Regions from separate parts of the Homo sapiens genome. Here region 1 is linked to region 2. Evidence: read pairs that join two places in POLR2A ChIA-PET (ENCODE). Cell type or tissue: GM12878. All regions are shown on one strand. Links, peaks and the distances in the headings refer to the core of each region. The heading gives the core; the rest is flanking DNA.

The links. Peaks named below come from ENCODE experiments on the same cell type or tissue, not always from the same donor. Only the 100,000 strongest peaks of a DNase experiment are listed, where the experiment ranks them.
Region 1: POLR2A ChIA-PET joins it to region 2 with 6 read pairs; 4 of 35 experiments call an interaction of 5 or more read pairs at or near these places.

The regions. Positions count from the first base shown.
Region 1 is chr2:241,321,407-241,324,323 of GRCh38, reverse strand. It overlaps SEPTIN2 (septin 2), which reads right to left. Exons shown (of 13, transcript NM_004404.5): 2 at 83-108. The coding sequence starts at 91. Among named protein-coding and RNA genes, the nearest start is that of SEPTIN2, 6.9 kb to the right of the region's middle. In GM12878, for the core only: no CTCF peak of the experiment used is centred there; no DNase peak of the experiment used is centred there; H3K4me3 peaks cover 1,416 bases; H3K27ac peaks cover 1,907 bases.
Region 2 is chr2:241,389,517-241,392,433 of GRCh38, reverse strand. All of the region lies in intron 2 of FARP2 (FERM, ARH/RhoGEF and pleckstrin domain protein 2), which reads right to left. Among named protein-coding and RNA genes, the nearest start is that of FARP2, 35 kb to the right of the region's middle. In GM12878, for the core only: no CTCF peak of the experiment used is centred there; a DNase peak (open chromatin) is centred at 1,389; H3K27ac peaks cover 979 bases.

The sequences.
Region 1 (2,917 bases), core at 282-2,781, 68 kb after region 2:
TCATATAAGTCCCGACTGTCAACAGTCTGAAAACATAAAGCAATTTCTCCTTATGCTGTAGATACATGAAGTATGATCTTACCTTAGACATCTTTTGTGAAGCTTCGTCTGTTAAAAAAAAAACACACAGACACACATAAACGCACATACATAGTATGTATGTATACGCACGTATATTTAACAGCGTGAACTGACCTGAAGAAGACTTACACATACATAGGCAATGTAAAAAGAAAATACAATTTCAGGACCTTCCAAATGCATTAGGCCAAAGGGAAAAGTTAAGCACTGACAGCTGGCTCGTGTAACATCACTACTTTTATTCTTTCTGACTTTTGTGTTTAGATGTATATATTAACCAGACCCCCTATTCTTTATTCAAAACTAGACTAAATGACTGGGAGATGAGAGATCCTTATGACTGTTACTTCTTTACAAAAGGAAGTTAAACAAATCCCTTCAAGTGTAATCAATAGTAGCCAATCAAATTTGTATCTTTAAATGAGCCTTAGTTCCGAAAATGTTATAATTCTGTTTGGCACCTCCATTTTGCCTATATAAACAATCCTCATTTTTCCCCACCCTGGGAGCGCTAATCACCATTCTTTGGTGTAGCTCGCTTACACTCTGTACTTAAATGAATTCTTTTAACTGAATCAGGAGCCTTTTGATTATTTTAGGTGACAGCATCTCAATTACTTCAAATATTTCCCTAGGAATAAGACAAGCATCTATCATTACAAAAATAAATTCGATTAAAAAAATTAGGCCAGACGTGATGCTCACGCCTGTAATTCCAGCACTTTGGGAGGCCGAGGTAGGCAGACCACTTGAGGTCAGGAGTTCAAGACCAGCCTGGCCAACATGGTGAAACCCCATCTCTACTAAAAATACTGATTCAGCCAGGCATGGTGGCGCTTGAGGTCAGGAGTTCAAGACCAGCCTGGCCAACATGGTGAAACCCCGTCTCTACTAAAAATACTGATTCAGCCAGGCGTGGTGGTGCGTGCCTGTGATCCCAGCTACTCAGAAGGCTGAGACAGGAGAATCGCTTGAACCTGGGAGGCGGAGGTTGCAGTGAGCCGAGATCATGCCACTGCACTCCAACCTGGGCAACAGAGTGAGACTCCATTAAAAAAAAAAAAAAAATTAGATGGTGGCTGGGTGCAGTGGCTGACGCCTGTAATCCCAGCAGTTTGGGAAGCAGAGGCAGGACTGCTTGAAGCCAAAAATTCAACACCAATCTGGGCAACATAGCAAAACCCTATCTCTACAAAAAATTAAAAAATTAAAAAAATTTTTAAGTTGATAAAAGCAACTGTATATATATATGTACGCACATATTCCATATTTTCAATAATATTCAAATTTTTTTTCAGTACTGACTATATGTTAGACACTAGGGACACAAATGGGATACACACGGATACATACTTCCCTGACCTCTGGAATTATGTCATTTCCCCTCTCTCTTTGAAACCTTTCAAGGAGTAAGGGACTTCATTACATAGAGCACTGTAACTTGAACATGTTTGCCACCCACTGGAGTTTCCTAGAGCTACCTGAGAACTAGATTTTGACACTGGGGTACAGAGAGCAATGTGAACTACATTTATGAGGAAAGGAAATAGTACTGAAGGCATCTGAGTGTCTGAAAAATGTGACAATATTTTTAAAGATATGTGGAATTTTTTTTTCTCTTTTCTTTTTTTTTTTTTGAGACGGAGTCTCGCATTGTCTCCCGGGCTGAAGTACAGTGGGTGATCTCAGCTCACTGCAACCTCCACCTCCTGGGTTCACGCCCTTCTCCTGCCTCAGCCTCCCGAGTAGCTGGGACTACAGGCGCCCGCCACCATGCCCGGCTAATTTTTTTTTAATTTTTAGTAGAGATGGGGTTTCACTGTGTTAGCCAGGATGGTCTCGATCTCCTGACCTCATGACCCGCCCGCCTCAGCCTCCCAAGGTGCTGGGATTACAGGTGTGAGCCACTGTGCCCAGCCAGAGATATGTGGAATTTTTAAACAAATTTTAGAAACCCTGAAGCTTTGGAAAGCATGGAGTCTGTTGGCTAACCTTCAGTAACAACCCCAAGAAAGATGACTGCTGTCAAATTTGGTTCCCTCTGGAGCTTAGAAACTTATTAAAAAGCTTCTCTCACTTTGCCTCTCGATTCCCCTCCCCCAAATCTTAACTTCCTGAATACTGTGTCCTCTGTTTCCCTTTTGACTGGAAATGTTCCCAGCTACTTTGGAAGAAATGAGATCCCTGCATCCCCAGTGTTATTTGGCTTGGTTAACCAAGGGATAGTAGCAGTAAGGTTCAAGAGCCTTTAATTTCAGCAAAACCTAAGAATTGAGAGCAAGTGTGAGTGTGGAGGAGTAGAACTTCCTAAAGGGAAAGAGAAGGGTCAGATGTAATACAGACAGTTTTGGCAGAAGGAGTTGGCATCTCGTTTTCAAATAATACAGAGATAAGTATCTGATTATGAAAGTAAAAAAAAAGGTAATCATTAAAGAAAATAACAATGAGAACTTCCAAATTAAGAGAAAAATATGGAGGAAACAGCAACTTCATCAAACCAGCAAAAATATGGAAAAGGAACAAGAAGAAACAAAATCAGAAGTAATCCTAAATCAAGACAATGGGGACAAAATTCAAGAATATCAGTTATCAGTATAAATGTGAAATAACCAAATTCTCTGCTTAAAGGAGAAGACAGATTGGCCTGAAAAACCAAGGGAAAAAAAAAACAAAAACAACAAACCGTCCAGCTATAACGTATATGCTTAAAGCAAAAGGAACAAAGAGAGGCTGAAAATAAAGGGACAAGGTAAAAAATAGCAGGCTAGTGCAAACATGGAGGAGAGACAACACTACTATCAGCCAAGGTGGGAATTAAAGTAAAAATAAGCAGAAT
Region 2 (2,917 bases), core at 263-2,762:
CCCAATTTGAACCTGTTAATACTGGTGACTCAATTACTTATTTATTGCCTTTCCATTCCAAACCCACCCTTCTTTACCCTGCTTTGTGACACTGGAGTAGCACCCTGTAGACATTCCTTTTACACAAGCTGGCTTTGCCAGTAGAGGGCTCTGGGGAGATACAACAAGAAGGGCCTTCTCTCCCCATTTCTGGGCTTTTGGCTTTCTTGCTAGCTGTGTGCAGGAGAGCCAGCGGCTCACACCATCCTATGAGTTTCACTGGCATTCCGGTCCCACTGGTGGGCAGTTTCCTCCCTGCCAGCCGGTTCCTATGGCACCTTAGTGAACTTCACCATCCAATGCCAATGGGTCTGCACCTCAGCCTTGCGAGAGAAGGCCTCTTTCAACTTTGCTGCTTCTTTGGATATTCCTTCCCTCAGCCCTGGTGTGGCAGCTGCTCACCATATCTCCTGGTCCTATATTCTTTAGCATCTCCCTCCCGTCTTAGTAGTTAATCCTCTGTTGCTGGTTAATCATTATTTCTATTAAATTTCCCTGTTCAAATTACTGGTACAGTTTCTGTCTCCTGACTGGCCCTTGAACGATTCAATGGTATTCTCTGGAAAACGACTGTACAGCTTTAACATCTTGAGCTTGGGAAAAAGGGTTCTTCCCCAAGAGTGGGGAGAAAAAAAGCCAAATCCACAGTGGTCCTCCTAACTACTGCAATGTAGTGGTAGCAGAAGCTCTGCACGACCAGATGAGGTTGAAAACTGGAAGAAGAGTCATTAAATGGAGGTTCACTTGGCGTCTATTCTGCTAGCTGCCTACTTGAATTCCCAAATTCATCAGGAGAGAAAATTGTGCCTTCTAGTGCTCTCAGAAGTGGGGGAAGGTGGGCCCGAGAATACAAAACCTGCGATGAGCTTCCTCACAGAGACACCAGTGGAAATGTGGAGGGGATTGCCATCTGAGCACAAAAGCAGGTGATGTAGAACACTCGCCCATTACTGCTTTATGTCTATTAAAGTCTTCCACCTGGGCAAGGGCACATCAAGAAGGACACACCCCAAGGTGAAGGAGGCCCCGCTTCACTACAACCCCATCTTCCCAGCACATTTGCAGACAGTGTATGCCAAACACCAGAAGCCAAAGAAGCAACCTGCTACTAACTGGCTTGTTTTAGGAGTTGGGCACAAAACATATAATTATTTTCTTCTTTACTGTCTTTTACTTAGCATCTGAGAAAAAGCAAAACAGAAGAGTAGCTTAGTTCAGCAGTAAGATCTCTCAAAGCAAGCTCTTAAGCAATTCCTTTCTTTCTTCTTCATCAACCAAAAGAGTTCCAGCAGCTTGCCTGTCCTTACTTGTGCGTACTTGTGAAAACTCACAAAAAGGAAACGTGTCTGTCAGCGTCCCCACCCACTCACTATGGTCAGGACGCAGCTCACTCCCACAGCCCTGTGGCCAGGTGGCTGTCATTTTCAGAAGGGAAGCCTGCCTGGGAAATCAAATAGCAGCCTTTAAAAAAGGCCAATAAGACCATTATTGATCAACCTGAACCTCATTTGCAAAAATACACAGACACTAAGAATGGTTAGACATTTAAACCAAACTCTTGAACTACAGAGACCTACCTGAAAAGCAGAGAAATTAGTCACCGAAGAATGAGTAAACCTGGTATACCAAAGAAAACATAATCTAAAAAAATAAGATCCTATGTACAACTATTGCCTTTGTATAAAAATTAATAAAAATGGGAAAAAATTAAAATTAAAGAAAAAAATAAGATCCCCAAAAAGGTCAGTGTTAGAGGTAAAGGTATTCATAAAATGAGAGGAGACTGGAAAAAGAATCCAACTAAATAATGAAAAGGGGATATTACAAAGATGACTCCAGAAACCGAACCTCAACAGGAGGCCCAAACAACAGATGGACAAGACTTGAATTGGAATCAGTGGTGTGGAAAAATAAACAGATGCATTCTTCTAGAGATAAAAATGATGAAAGAAAATCCAAATTTAGGAATCACAAATGTGTCTACGAGGAACCTAGGAGAGGGGCTGTAGCAGACACTGGGGTATGATAATCCAGAAGATGCCTCGTGACTCCTGTCCTGAAGACGGCAGTGCCAGCTGTCATCTCCTTAGTCATTTGCTGGACTCGTTCAAAATCAAAAAGGTAAATAAGAAACTCTATTTTCAGCAAAAGTAGGAACTCTCAAATCCTGCATCACAAAACTGTGGGGAGAAGCACCACTAGCAATAGGGACAGAGCAAGGGGTTGGGCATCTGTAGTGGGGGCACAAGCACTATGCCACGGGGCCAACTTCAGCAGAAGCCCTAAGAACACTTATCAAAGGTGAAGGGCACAGTGAGGTGCAAAACTTCAGTCCCTTGCTTGTAAGAGCAAGGATGGGAAGAGACCTGGGTAGCAGGGTCCAAGTGTGGGCCCAGTTTGGCTTAGAAGAGCAGAGGTGATAGACCAAAGAAGAAATCTCAAGCAAGTCACATCCAAACCCACATACCAAGCTCGAGTCATGGCATGAACTTTACATTTCAATGAGTCTATGACCAGCCAATCCCCAAGAGAACCTCCTTAAAATAGCCAACCTGTGAATAACTTATCTGCTTCAAAGATGGGTGATCAAAATAGAATAAGCGCTGCAAATATTAAAAGGTATTCAAGATAAAAAAGAAACAGATATTAAAAACTATTTAATAAAGCAACTGCCTCTATAATACAAGAGCACAAAACTACAGTATCAGAGCTCCAGAAAGAGAAGGAAAGACAACTGTTATTCAAAGAAAGTGGATCACCTGGGTGAGAATTCTTGAGTTCCTGCGTAACCTTGAGTAAGATTTTAAATTGGGTTGTTTTACAGAGTTGTAAGATGTCTTAGTTGGTTCAGGCTGCTATAATAAATACACCATAGACT